Linked DNA regions of Homo sapiens: region 1 is linked to region 2. Evidence: chromatin loops called from intact Hi-C (ENCODE). Cell type or tissue: heart left ventricle. All regions are shown on one strand.

Region 1 (8,000 bases), 1.3 Mb after region 2:
CAAAACACCGTTCTAAATCATGTATAAGACAAAAGGCCTCCGTACTTTGTCTGAAGTTTGGGGGCACTGACATTATTGACATTTTCTCTGGTTTCTAGCTTTATGCTTCAGTGGAAGGCACTCAGTGAACTATCCTGCCATCTGCTAGGGGCTAACAAACTGGAAACTGATGGTTAGATGACTCTCCAGCTGAAATGACTAGTGGCCTCTAACATTAGGAAAGTTTCTTGGACCAACCCACCCCACATTGTGCTTCTACTTCTACAAAATATTTTAAAATTCTCTCTCCCCTTCCTTTCCACCCCCTTCCTTTTCTTCTCTCCCTTCCTTCCTAGAAGCAAAAATCAAATTCTTTGTTTTATCTCTCAAATAAATAAATATATATATATATATTTGTTTTGGCTTCTGCCCTCAAGATATCTATTATCTTTTATAAAGACACTCTTCTAAAATAGAAGGTGAAAAAGAGGGAAATTCATATAATTACCAAGAAGACAGGACACTATGAATTACTAAAGTAAACTGAATGTCAGAAAAAAGCAATGCAAATCTATTGAAATATGACAACTGACATCCTGCTTTAGTGTGAGGAAGATAACAGGAACTGATCTGGACCATGGCAAACTGAAAAGGGCATGCCGGCCTAAAAGGGACAGCTGTTATTTAGCTACAAAAAAAAAAGTGTTTGACATGTGAGCACACTGATCTGGTCTTATGAGAGAATCTGGGAATCCAAAATGTATGTAAAATCTCCTAAGTTTAAAATATTGGTTTATTTTAATATATGATTCATGTCAAAGTAAATATGTCTGTGGGCTACATAAGGCCTGGGAAAACCAGTGGGCAACCACTGTTCTAAACAAAAAAATGTGTCTTTTTAAGTTAATTCTTGTGCCAGCTGTTAAGAAAATAAAATTTTCACAAGCACCCACATTATCTACATTTTAAATGCCACAGAAAGCAATTCAGAGAGATGTAGCTAGTAATTTGTAAAATTCAGAGCTGACAAAAGAAGGAGCCAATATGAAATGGCCATTGAATTTCCAAGTTTGCATCATGCAATTCAGCTTATTTTATATGTATCCAGCTTTAGGCTTTTCTTTAAAGAGGCACATCGACTATTAGCATTGTTATCACAAAGATGCATTGGCATTAAGGGGAAGCAATAAGGCAAACTGACCACTCTTCTTGACATAGTTATTTTTCTCAGCATTGAAAGTTATCACTGTGCAACATGCGATTATTATCCCTAACAGGATTGTTGGTTAAAAAGTGAACAGCTTTCAACTGCAATAATCTAACACACATTACCTCCTTCACTATTACACAGAGTACAACTTTTCAAATATGAGAAGAAAACTAAAAGATACTCTCTAGTACCTCTTAAAAGGTACTTTTTAAAAATTCTTTCCATTGTTCTGTGCTTTTCTACATTTATTTTGCTCGTTTAACACTCAGTGTGTCTTCTCCCCCATTTAGTCATCATACTCTTTATGGCATGAAAGGAGAATTGATCTTCCTAGAAGAAAGCACTGTGTGATTTTAATAAATGGGCACATTAACTATCTGGAATGAATATTCTCTAAAACTTTTGGTGTAATTTATAACAGGCTTTCATCACAGATAAAGCTGAAGTCAATCCTCAAAGACTCAAATACCTTTTGTTAAAAAAAAAAAGTCACACTAAAGATGAATTTGTACCACCAGAATTACTTTTTACCTGAAAGTGGAAATAGAACAGACTGTACAAACATCTCTCAGTCCATAGGAGCTACATTGAAATTCATATCCTATAATTCCTTTGCGACATACTATTTTTATCCTCTCTTTCTCCCTGAAATATCTTTTGTATTTTTAAGTACCCTGATTATTTTTGTAGCTAATAATAATTACAGTCATCACAATGACAAAAGTCTTAGGCAGTAAATGAAAGATAAAATTAACTACTGAGTTTCTGGAAAGGGAGTGTATTGTTCCTAGTTAAAGATTAAGGAAAGATTTGCTCTTAATAACAATGTTTAACACAGCTGTGCACATTTTTATGCCTACCTGCACAGTGCCAAGAGAAAAACGTAAGCCAAGGGGAAATCCAGCAATAAGGCTAAGTTTCACTAAAGCCACATTTATGTTTGTTAACATTTTGCCAGGTTTTCGCAGGGATTTCTATTATGTGATAATATCAAATATGTTACAGAAAAGCATTTTATTTTTCTCTTAGCTGAATAAAATGACAGACAATTTAAAGGAGTAAAAACTTGGTTTGGGTGGCTCTAGGTGTGTTCAGCTCTACATGTTTAGGAATCCCATTTTCTGAGCTCTACAGTCCCTCTTCCACTGTCAGTTAAGTGTCCTGGTTGAACCCTCAGGAACCCATCTATTGTTTGGGTCCAATAAAATACGGTACCTGAGAATAGAATGAATTCTGCTTATCGTTGTGCTACGGAAGGGAGTCCTGGTGGTTTTGGAGGTTAATGTGCCACAGCAAAGCCCATAGCTATTTAAGCAGAAGTTATTATTGCCATAGTGTAATGGTCTGTCAGCATTTGTCTGGTCCTAGCCTCCATCCGTCTGTTCAGAATCTGCATCCAACTCCATAATGGCCATCCTGAGCATGTCCCAGAGACAGAGGGAATTGGTCACTATTTCCATAACCCTCACCCCAAGTATACTAGTTGGGGAGATGCATTTAAAAATAGCTGTTCTTTATCCAAAGACTAAACCCTTGTTCGTGTGATTAAGACCCTTCTCTACTACCAAGCCTCCCAGACATAGACAGATTTCCTGGAGCTTTATCTATTACTTGTTGCCAAATGCTTCTCCTTCCATGTTCCACTAATCTGCCAAAAGAGCCACCTGTCTGCCTGGCCATCCCTGGACTTCCTTGTGACAATTGACCTGTCTGCACTTCCCTTCAAAAGGCCTTCGGTGGCTCTGATTCCCAGGCTGGATCATCTCACTACCAGTAACAGAGTCTAGATACTAACATTTAAGGAAAACCTGATATTAAATTCCTAAGACGTGGCTAAAAATGTATTAGAAGTCTTGACTCCCAGAGAGGCCTAATTTTGCTGTTAAGGTGACTCAGCAACAACTCAAAGAATCAAGTCAGCTCTTAGCACATAATTGATTTTAAATTTATACACCTTGTTTAGAATCTTGTTATAAAGCAGCAAGATTTTCCTTTAGGGAAGTATGACTAGCATTTTGAGAAATGATTATATCTATTTTGAATAAAACACTTTCCATTAGGGAGGGTGTTTTTGTTTTTTATGGTTTCTACAAATAACCTACAGAATAAAAAATGCATGGATGCATTCCATGAATACAATTAACAAATTGCAGAAGGTTTTGGAAACACATATACCAGACTTCCTGAAAATGTCAATATCAGGTCAGATAGGCAAAAAAAAAAAAGGTAAAAAGAAAAAGAAAAGAAAAAAATCCTGTCTTGTCCTATAGTGCCACCAGGTGGACAATATGAATAAGATAGTCCAACTACAGCAAATTCTCACCTGCTTTAAAACTCAAATGACCATACATCCCTGCATGCCTGAGACTAGCCAGGTTTCTACCTTCTGTCACAGCATACTCAATAACGAAGTTATTTTTTTACTAAAAGTTAGTTTAGTAAAAAAGTAACTAAAAGTTAGTTTAGTTAGTTTTTTAGTAAAAGTTTTTTTACTAAAAGTTTAGTTTTTTAACTAAAAGTTAATCTTTTACTGTCAAAAGATTCTGGGTTTAGATGAAAGTTCATAACTTGGATAGAGGCTTAGCTCAAAAGACACTACCTCCAGCCATTGTCTACTTGAGCTGTCGAATCCCCCTTGTTCACGATACCCCAGCCACGCTAGCCTTTATTTTCCTCAAAGATTTCAAGCCATTGTCACTGATGTTCCTTCTACTTGGAAGACTTTCTCTCTTTCTTCAGATTGAAATAAGGCTGTTTCTGCTCATCACTCAAGTCTCAGCTCAAATATAGTGACTTCCCTCTCTATATTCCAACTCTGCTGCTACTATCTGCCTTGAATCCAGCAAGACTAATCTCATTAGGCTGTTTATCCCTTTTCAAGACTATCTCTTCAAGAAGCCCCCAATTCCAAAGCACCCCTCATCTCTCACACTCTAATTCTCATAAGGCAGTTGGGGCTATCATGAGTCCAGGTGGGGCTGAAATAGTTCCGACTTATGCTTACTGTCCTGGCATTTACATCAGTAATATCCTTCTACATTTGCAAAAACACTCTGCTTGGAAGATAATTTATATACTCACTGGCCTATTCTGTATCCTTCAACCCTCACTCAATTTCTAAAAGCATCCATTGTACCCTCTGAGATACATGGCTCATCATCAACAAAAATCCTCTCAATTCATTCTCAAGCGCTTCTACCAGTGTTTTCTTTATTTTCCTGCCGAAATTAAAATCTAGTTATTACTTGAGAACTATGCTTTCCTACAACTCTCTCATGGAGCAATGGTTCCCTCCCCCTACAAACACAGCCTAGTAGGTATGAAAGTAAAAGAGACTAAGTCCTTATTCCTGCTTTTAGACATTTTTGCTTCCTCTTTCCTATTAATACCAGAGCTTCTAATTACATGTCATCCGATAACTCACTGTTGCTGTCATCTAATACCCTAGAAGCTAACAGCTTCTCAAATTTCTCAACAATTATAATCATAACTACCACCTTGATCTGAGCATGATGTAGCTCCTATAAATACTTTGATATTTTATTGTCAGAAGAGTTCAGTGGAACGTTACATGCTGTGTGGGAGAAATATCTTATATGCTATTGTCTTTTGCTTGGATTAGTGAAATAGCCTTCCACCTTGTCTCCATATTTCCACCTTTGTTCACCCTCAACATAGAAGCTGGAGTACATTTTGTAAAACATAATTTAACAAAACTACACAACAATTTCCATTTCACTTAGAGAAAAGTTAAAATCCTTAAAATGGTTTAGAAGGTTGTTAGCCTTGCTCTACCTCTCATTCACTTCACTCCAGTGACAATGGCCTCCTTGCTGTCACTTGAATAGGCCTCACATGATTCCAGATTACCCTCCCCCTCACTCTTCCCTCAGTCGGGACTGCACTTCCCAACTATCTGCATGGCCGACTCCCTCATGAATTATTAAAAAAAACAAAGGCTCAATTCCACCTTTTCAACATATTCTCCTTATCTCCTATTAAAAACTGCAGCCACCTCAAGCATCTTCTAATTAGCGTTGGCTTTTCCATGGTACTTTAAAAAATCATTTCTGTTATTTACTCATGCCAGAACAAAAACGCCACAAAGAAATTTTCATCTAACTTGCTACCAATGTATCTCAAGCACCTAGAACTGTCCCAGGACATAGTAGGTGTAAAATAACTGTTTTGAACAGATTAATATAATATTACTTAAGATAACTTATAGGTACCATCCCAATGGAGCCATACATATAAATATAATTTATGGATTTGTTAAATATATTCAGTTTTTGATTAGTCAATTCTGCTAATCAAAGATAAAAATTTAATGACATACACATCAAGTTCTGGGGTCTTCATCAGTGCTTTAATTGGATGGTCATGTGTTTTTGCATTTTATATTTGAATTCCTTTAAGTAACATATTTTTTGACTCAACATAGTTCCCCAAAATCCACCTTGTCTTATACCCAATTGATAGCACTGATTCTTTTTCTTTTGGTCTATTAGGCCCATATATATGTATTTGTGTTTGTGAACCCTGGTTTAAATTCCCAACACAGTGGCCAGAGGAATATTTCTTAAAGCATTATTGGATGTTCACCTTCAGCAGTCTTCAGCAAACTCTGTGAAAGGGCAAGTACAGGTCAGTCTTCATCCCATATACAAGCAATTCTATGAATATATATAGATGAGAAAGCATCACCAGATTATCCTACCTGAGGCTTCTGAGTCTGCAGACTCAAATGTAGAGTCTATTATCTTATTCACCTCCAAGGACTTTGCAGCCCCTAGAAGAGCATGTGATACCTAACAGACTTAGGTGGGGGCTGTATGAGGACTATGCTGTCCTATTCACTATGGTATGTCCAGCACCTACAACAGGCATGGCATATGGGAGGGGGGATACTTGCTGAATGAAGGAAAGAATATTTGCTAAATGAACAAATCTACCAGTGTGTGTCCTCTGAATGGAACTAAATGCCTTTTTAAATGCTGTCCCCAAATTGCCCTTCTATCAACTTTCCTCAGTTCCTGAAAATACTTTGACACTTTACTGCAAAAGGAGTTCGGTGACAATGGTACATATACCTGGGAGGAATATCTTATAAGCTATTGTTTCTTATTAACACCAAAGTAAGGATTCATTTACCCAATTAATTCACTGTCACAGCTAATGATTGATAGAAGTGCTCTAATAGAATACAACATGAAGCAGACATGCTTGATGAAGATGCCATGAAGAGGGAAACAGGAAGACGGAGTTATCTGAGAAAAGGTCTGCATTAGGGAGAAAATGGGTGAGTCAGGTGTGAGACTGGGAGCCAATGTGGAGTGATACCATGGGCAAAGTGAAGGTTGGGAGTTAAGGAAAGCATTTATCAGTTTTGTACAGATCTGCTTTTGTTTTTTGTTTATTCCAATATACATCTGTCTCAGTTCAATTGATAACTTTCTTTGTTTTTCTTTAGAGCCATGTCTTTTCAAGAACCAGGGAACCAGACAGATTATTCTTCTAGCTCTGGCATTTGATACCTACAGGTACTCAATAACTGTTGTAAATATAGTTAAATAAATCATTTAAATGTATGGTTCGATTGTTTTTGTAGGTGACAGATCATCGCTTTTCTTTACTAATACATTGAAATGTGTTGTGGTGAGGATTAATTGAGATGTTGTATGTAAAGCATTAAGCATGGTGCTGAGCACACAGCAGATACTCAAAAAGCAGTAGTTACTCATGGTAGTATAATTTTTTTTTCTTCTTACATTGACTTTTTCATTGGACTTCTGAATGAACCCCCACAATTCCATATATATTGCTGTGACTGCTCATGACCTAACATCTTAATTTTTCACTGGCCACAAAATGAAGTACAGTGCAGTTCACATAGTAAAACATGCAGTGTGGTTCACATAATAAAACTTTGGTAATGTTAACAAGAAAAAATAAAGGAGGTGAAAGATTATGTTTTCTTCTATAGAATTTTTGGCTTCACTTCACTTTGTTTTATTACTAGATTCAGAAGAAATTCAACTTTTACAATAGTGATGAACATAGAAGACTCAGGTAACTAAAGTAAAGGACAGCTTGGCCCTATGATTTTTACTATATGATTCTTCTAAGAACACACCAAAGATAAGTTGTTAGGGAAAGGCAAAAGGGGACTGTCTTTCAGGTAGTTTATAAAGAGATGCCTAAGTTCCTTAATGCTCCACACCTTGGCTACCACAACAAAATAAACTTCTGAAATGTGTTAAGTGAAAATAGTTAAATAATATCATTCTGTATTAATTCTGACTTTCATTCTAAAGCAAATTTGTACTTTTCATTAAATATGTGCATATGAAAAACTATTGATTCCATAAAAATACACAAAAATATATTCAAGATAATTAATAATATTATCATTGCCAAAAGAAATTTTTATCAAACTGAACATTACCTTCTATTTTACAGAGAAAATTCTCAAGTGTAGAGTTAGGGATGAGAATTGTGAATCATTTCACTTTGACTATGTCTATATGACAAATTACCAAGTTGGCTATTTAGCATATAAATTATTTCATTTATTTAGAAATAAAAAGTACAGAAAAGAAAATACATTATTTAAAAGACTTGTTATATTTAAATATATACTCCCTCCTTTGTTCTTGATAATTTCACTCCAAGATCACGGTAGCAGACTGAGGTAAAATAACAAGCATTTGGTTCTCTCCAGAAGCTAGTCTCACTAATTTTCATTAGGTTTTAGTAGACATCTGTCCCAACATTTTATTAAGATGATGAATCCAGAATTACTTAACAA
Region 2 (8,000 bases):
CAGCTGGGTGTATTTTCATTCAAATTGAATTATGAAACTTTTAATGCAGAATATTTGTAGTGAATATATAGCACTACTTTATCCTTTGTGATATTGTCATGGTATTTATCATGTAGGTATTCAACAACTTTTCAAACTATTTCTATATCAGTTAATAGGCCAATTTGCCACTCTGGCTTTTAAAAGCAGTGTTCAAAGAGGAGTCTTGTATATCACTTATCTCTATACTTTCTTTTTTATTCTCTATTGACACATAACTGTATATATACATATAGATTACAAAATGATGTTATGATTTTTAATACATGTGGGAAGATTAAAGTCAGCTAATTAATATATCTGTCACCTCTAATATTTAACATTTTGTAATGAGAATATTAGAAATACTCTCTTAGTGAAATAGAAGTTACAGAACTTAATTATTAGCTATATTTACCATACTCTGCAACTGTTCTCAAAAAAACATCAAAATTATTCTTCCTATCTGAGGCTTGGTACCCTTTGGTTATCATCTTCCCATTTCATTTATCTGACCTCACAGCCTCTAGTGACTACCATTCTTCTCACTGCTTCTATGAGTTCAATTGCTTTAGATTTTACCTATAAGTGAGAACATTGCTGTTTTTGTCTTTCTGTGTTTGACTTATTTAACTCAGCATAATATTCTCCAATTTTATTCATGTTGCCTCAAATGACAGAATTTCTTCTTTTTTTGAGGACTAATACTTTTCCATTGTACATATATACCACATTTTCTTTCTTAATTCATCCTTTGGTAGATACTTAGGTTGATCCCATAAGTTGGCTATTATAAGTAGTGTTGTAATGAACATGGAAGTGCAGATATCTCTTCACTATAGTGATCTCAAGTCTTTGGGGTAAATTCCCAGAAGTGGGATTGCTGGATCATATGGTAATTTTATTTTCTGTTTTTTGAAAAACTCCCATACTGTTTTCCATAAGAGTTATGCTAATTCACATAATTCACATTCCAACCAAGAATGTGCAATATACATCCTTGCCAACACATGTTCTCTTTTGTTCCTTTGATAACAGCCATTCTAAAATATATGAAGTGATATTCATTATGGTTTTAATTGATATCCTCCAATGTTTAGTGATGTTGGCCATTTTTTTCATGTATCTGTCAACTATTAACGTCTTCCCTTGAGGAATATCTTTTGAAGTCCCTTGCCTGTTTCTCAATTCAATTACTTGTTTTATTTCTATAGAGGTGTTTGAGTTTTTATATATTTTGTAAATGAAGCACCTTTCAGATGTGTGACTTGCAAATTTTTTCTACCAATTCACATATTTTTATCACTCTGTTAATTTTTTAAATATATGAAAACTTTTTATCTTGATGTAATCTCACTCATTTATCTTTGTTTTTGTTGCCTATGTTTTCACAGTCAAACCTAAAAAATCATTACCCGAACTAATGTCATATACCTTTTTCTTTATCTTTTATTCTAGGATTTTGTTATTGTTGTTGTTGTTGTTTTCTGTCATATCAGCAAGATACATTTTTTAGAATGGTAGTACAGGTCGACTATCCCTTATCCAAAATGCTTGGGACAAGAAGTCTTTTGAATATTTTTGGATTTTGGAACGTTTGTAGAATACATACTGGTTCAGCATCCATAATCTGAAAAATCTGAAACAGCATCCATAATCTGAAAAATCTGAAATCTACAATGACATCTTGGCACTTGAAACATTTCAGATTTTGGAGAATATTAAATCTGAGACTTTTAGCTGAGGGATCGTCATTCTGTTATAAAAACAAAAGTAGGAAGAATAAAAATAGCTAATGATTACATATTCTGTCCATTCATTAGATGACCCCCTAAGCTATTAAAACAGAGTCTTCAGTAACCCCTAACTAAAAATAATACAGACTTCATAGAATTAGTTAAGAAAAGCTAATAAACAAACAATAAGTACTTCAACAATAACAACAAACCCCAGAGAATGGTCAGAATCTGATTTCCAGATTTGCCACATTACAGTATTCCTAATGTCCAATTTTCAAAAAAGAATATGAGACATCCAAAATAAAGAGAAGCTATAACCCATTTTCAGGAAAAAAAAATCATTAGAAATTCTACCTGAGGAAGCCCAGACGTTTTACTGACCACACAAAGACTTTAACTGTGCTAACTATGATAAAAGAGCTAAAGGAGACCCTGTCGAAAGAACTAAAGGAAAATATAATAATGATGTTTCAAACACTTTACCAATAAAATGATATAAATTATTTAAAAATTGAAACAATTAGAAATTCTGTAGTTCAAATTATCATAACTGAAATAAAAAATTCACTAGAGGGGCTTACCAGCAGATTCAAACAGTCCAAAAAGAAAAATCAGTTACCTCAATGATAAGCCAATTAAGATTGTTGAATATGAGGAACAGAAAGAAAAAACAATGAGGAAAATTAATCAAAGTCTGTGAGACCTGTTGTACATCATCAAGCATATCAACACATGAATATACTGTAGTCACAGAACAAGAGTAGAAAGAGAAAGGTGAAAAAAGAATATTTGGACCATGCACGGTGGCTCACACCTGTAATCCCAGCACTTTGGGAGGCCGAGGATGGTGGATCATCTGAGGTCAGGAGTTCAGGACCAGCCTGGATAACATGGTGAAACCCCGTCTCTACTAAAAATAAAAATAAATAAGCTGGACGTGGTGGTGCATGCCTGTAATCCCAACTACTCGGGAGGCTGAGGCAGGAGAATTGCTTGAACCTGGGAGGCAAAGGTTGCAGTAAGCTGAGACCATGTCACTGCCCTCTAGCCTGGGTGACAGACTGAGACTCCATCTCAAAAAAAAAAAAAAAAAAAAAGAGAATATTTGAAGACATGGTGGCTAAAACCTTTCAAACTTGATGAAAACCATCTATCAGCACATCCAAGAAGCTCAATGAACTAGAAATAAAGTAAACGCTAAGAAATCACAACTGGATATATCATAATAAAACTGTGGAATGCCAAAGGCCAATAGAGAATCTCGAAACAACCAAATGTTACAAGCAAAGTAACACCTCATATAAAAGGGATCCTCAACATGATTAGCACCTAAAAAATCATCAAAAACCATGGAGACCAGAGGCCATGGGAAGATATTTGAAAAGAAAAATACTCAACCAAGAATTACTCATCAAAACTAAAATAAAATATTAAAAAGTAAATATAAAATTTATTTTATATTTATATTTAAATTTATAAATTTATTTTATATTTATTTTAAATATTAAAAATTAAATATAATAATTTGTTTACTATCTTATTAATATAAAATATTAAAATATTGAAATATTAATTTTAAAACATTAAAAATGAATATAACTAGACAGAAGATCAGCAAAATGTAGAAGACTTGAATAGAGAATACGCCAACTAGACCTAACATACTCTGGTCATAAAAAGCAGAATGCACATATTTCTCAACTGGGCATGGAGCATTCTCTAGGAAGATAATGCATTAGGCCATTAAACAAGTCTCAATAAATTCGAAGATTGAATTATTACAAAGTATGTTCTTACACCACAATAGAGTAGAATTAGAAATCAATAAAAAAGACAATTTGGAAAATTTGCATATGTAAACATTAAACAAGACATTTCTAAATAACCATGAAATCAAAGAAGAGATCACAAGAGGTTTTAGAAAATAAGATGAATGGAAACAAAAAATAACGTATGTTATGGAAAATACAAAAGCTTGTTCTTAAAGAGAAATTTGTATCTCTAACCACTTATGTTAAAAAGAGAAAAAAAATTCTCAAATCAATAACTTAACCATCTTCCTTGAAAAGTAGAATAGCACAAACTAAACCCAAAGCAAGAGGAAGAAAAATAAGTGTTAGAGTAGAGATAAATTGTAGAGAGAACAGAAATAACAAATAGAAAAAATTACCACACAGCCATAAGTTGGTTCTTGAACAGATCAATAACATTGACTTACTTTTAGCCACAATGACCAAGAAAAAAAGAGAAAAAAATCAAATTACTAAAATCAGGAAAGAAGATGGGACATCACTTCTGACCATAGAGAAAACATATATATATATATATAATATATACACAATATATTATATATATATTATATATATACACAATATATTATATATATATACACAATATATTATATATATACACAATATATTATATATATATTGTGTACACACACACACACACACACACACAGATACATATATAAAGTGGCAAGGCGCGGTGGCTCATGCCTGTAATCACAGCACTTTGAGAGGCTGAGGCAGGTGGATCACTCATTTGAGGCCAGGAGTTTGAGACCAGCCAGGCCAATACGACAAAACCCTGTCTCTACTAAAAATACGAAAACTAGTTGGGCATGGTAGCGTGCTCCTGTAATCCCAGCTACTCAGGGTGCTGAGGCACAAGAATTGTTTGAACCCAGGAGGTGCAGGTTGCAGTGAGCTAAGATCACACTACTGCATTTCAGCCTGGGTGAAATGTCAAGCAAGACTGACTCTCTCAATCTCTCTCTCTCTCTCTCTCTCTATCTCTCTCTCTCTTTATACATATATATATATATATGTATAAAGTAATTCTGGGAACAATTGTATGCCAAAAATTTAGATGATCTAGATTAACTATAACAATTCCTAGAAACTACTACACATGACCAAAATAGACTCAAGATTCTGAGTAAACCTTTAACAAATAAAACTGTGAGTTTAGTAAACAAAATCTTCCAATTAAGAAAATATCAAGGTCAAATGGCTTCTCTGGTGAGTTCCACCAAACATACAAAGAATTAACAACAATCTTTCTCAAAATCTTCCAGAAAATAGATGAGAAGGAAACATTTCCTGACTCACTTTATAAGGCCGTATTACCAAGATACCAATACCAAACTAGAGAAAGGAATCACAATAAAAAACCTACAGATCCATATTCCTTATAGATATAGATGCAGATGCCCTCAATAAAATACTAGCAAACTAAAATCAGCCACATTTTAAAAGGATTACATAGCATGACAAAGTGGGATTTATCCCAGAAATGCAAGGTTGGGTCAGCATACAAAAATCAAATCAATATAATACAACATATTTATGGAAAGTGAAAAAAAATGCAAACAATCATACCTATAGGTGAAGGATTAAAGTTTCTCCCTAACATCAGAAATAAGACACAGATGTCTGCTCTCACCAATTCTATTCAACGTTATACTACAGGTTCTAGCTAGGGCAATTAGGTAAGAAAAACAAATAAAAATATACAGATTGGAAAGGAAGAAGTAAAACTCTCCCTATTTGCATGATCTTATTTATAGAAGACCCTTAACGAACCACATCATAATTGTTACAGCTATTAAACAAATTCAACAAAGTTTCAGGGTACAAAATCAACGTAGAAAAAAATCAGTTGTGTTTTTGTACATAAGCAATGAACAGTCTCAACAGAATGTTAAGAAAACCATTCCATTTACATTAGCATCCAAACACATACAATATCTATAAATACATTTAATGAAGGAGATGAAAGACTTATACACTGAAAACTATAGAATGTTGCTGTATGAAATTAAAGAAGCCCTAAATAAATGGAAATGTTTATTATAGAGAAATAGAGAGAGAGAGAGAGAGAGAGAGAGAGAGAGAGAGAATTGATCTAATGGAAATATATCCTGTGTTCAAAGATTGAAAGACTTAGTATCATTAAAATGGCATTACTACCAAATATCATGTGCAGATTCAATGAAATGCCTATTAAAATTCCAATTACCTTTTTTGCAAAGATGAACAAAATGACCATAACAAAACCATAACAACATACAGAAATGTAAGGGATCCTGATTAGCCAAAACAATCTTGAAGAAAACTAAGACTGATGAATAAGAATAAGAAGGGACTCAAGCTTCTTGATTTCAAAAGTTAATTTAAAGCTATAGTCATCAAAACAGTGTAAAACTTGACTAAGGATAGATATGTATATCAAGGGTATAAAATTTGGAGTACAGAGATATCCCATATATCTATGGTCAATTGATTCTCAACGAAGTGTCCAAGATAATTTAATGGGGAAACAAAAGTCTTTTTTCACACATGGTGCTGGGACAATGGGCGATCTAGGTGCAAAAGAATGAATGTGAACATCTACCTTACACCACACACAAAAATGAACTCAAAATGGACCAAAGACTCACTGGTAAGACATAAAACTCTAAAACTGATAAGAAAAATAGGGCTAATTCTTCATGACCTTGGATTAGACAACAGTTTCTTAGGTATGACACAAATTTGTAATGCCCCATATCTTCCTCAATACCAGGAGAGTATCAATTTTTTAAAGTTTTACTAACATTTTGATGATAATACTGCTTTTAAAAAGCAACTTTTTTTGTATTACCTTTACAGTTGCTGCTGATTTGTTATTTTCATTTCCTATATTGTATGTATATACACATATATGTACATACATGTATATGTATATGTATATATGTACGTGTGTATTTGTCTTATATTCTATTCTTTTGTACAAAAGTCTCAGAGGAAAGCAACATATCTTTCTTTCTTTCTCTCTCTCCCTCCCTCCCTCCCTCTCTCTCTCTCTCTCTCTCTTTCTTTCTTTCTTTCTTTCTTCTTTCTTTCTCTCTCTCTTTCTTTCTTTCGTTCTTTCTTTCAACGGACTTTTGCTCTGTCGCCCAGGCTGGAGTGTAGCATCGTGATCTCGGTTCACTGCAACCTCTGTCTCCTGGGTTTAAGCAACTCCCTGCCTCAGCCTCCCAAGTAGATGGGATTACAGGCACCTGCCACCACGCTGGGCTAATTTTTGTATTTTTAATAGAGATGGGGTTTCACCATCTTGGCCAGGCTGGTCTTGAACTCCTGACCTTGTGATCCACCCACTTCGGCTTCCGAAAGTGCTGGGATTACAGGCGTGAGCCACCATGCCCAGCCTCTTGAAGTATGTTTAAATCACGGTTCCTTCATGATTACTTCTGTGGGTTATTGGTCCATTGCTTAACATGATTCAAATAAATGATGAACAAATTAATGTGAGGATTTTATAAGATTTCAAAAATATATATTAATTGTCAATGGGACCATTTAAAGTGCCTGCTTTTCCTTGTAGGTAATTCTACTTCGGTATCCCTAGTCTTTTTAACTTCAACAGTACTTAAGAAGAAGGAAGTTGATTTTTATACAGAACAAAAAATGGAAACCGAAAGTATTTTGAGAGTCATTACATCACGAAATATCATAACCATTTAAGATAATTAACTTTACACTTTAATATAAATTCCAGTATTTATTCATTTATTTATTATTATTTAGTGGATAAGAGTAGTAAAAGCTTTGGGGGCTGGAGGGAGAAAGAAAAGCTACTTCCCATGCTGTCCTGCTAGTACCTATTGATGTTTTCGATTCCTATCTTTTCTTTTGCAGGAGTAACAACTGTCCTAACAATGACAACTCTAAGCATCAGTGCTCGGAATTCTCTCCCCAAAGTGGCTTATGCAACTGCCATGGACTGGTTTATTGCTGTTTGTTATGCATTTGTGTTCTCTGCCCTAATTGAATTTGCAACTGTTAATTACTTCACCAAAAGAGGATGGGCTTGGGATGGGAAGAGTGTAGTAAATGACAAGGTAAGTGAGAGCTTCCGTGTTATCATTATTAAGAAAATACCCTAATGAATTCCGCTTGTAACAGATATGTTTCTAAAAACTGACATTAAAGACATCCATATATATATGAATTTGAATCATATCAATTTCTTTTAAAGTGTTCTTGCCTGAAATCCTTTAGGAGTTCTTGTAGTACTAATACTTCCATTAAAACCACTCCGTAGCATCTGTTGAGCTGTATGTGTCAGGCACTGTGCTAAGTGTTTTACATATGCTCTCTCACATAATCTTTATAGCATCCTTATGACTAGACTGCCTTCTTATTCTTATTTTTACTCATGAAGAATCTGAAGCAGTAAAGTTATTTTCTTGCC

What was found. A loop is a pair of places that touch in the nucleus more often than their neighbours do. Peaks named below come from ENCODE experiments on the same cell type or tissue, not always from the same donor. Only the 100,000 strongest peaks of a DNase experiment are listed, where the experiment ranks them.
Region 1: it touches region 2 in a loop (5-fold over the local background); 29 of 110 quality-filtered maps call a loop at or near these places.

The regions. Positions count from the first base shown.
Region 1 is chr4:44,923,032-44,931,031 of GRCh38, reverse strand. LOC105374441 (a long non-coding RNA gene) reads left to right here and starts at 6,445. Exons shown (of 4, transcript XR_925279.3): 1 at 6,445-6,491; 2 at 6,663-6,732. In heart left ventricle, a CTCF peak has its summit at 3,462 (motif pointing left); no DNase peak of the experiment used is centred here.
Region 2 is chr4:46,261,573-46,269,572 of GRCh38, reverse strand. It overlaps GABRA2 (gamma-aminobutyric acid type A receptor subunit alpha2), which reads left to right. Exons shown (of 10, transcript NM_000807.4): 9 at 7,445-7,647. Among named protein-coding and RNA genes, the nearest start is that of GABRA2, 120 kb to the left of the region's middle. In heart left ventricle, no CTCF peak of the experiment used is centred here; no DNase peak of the experiment used is centred here.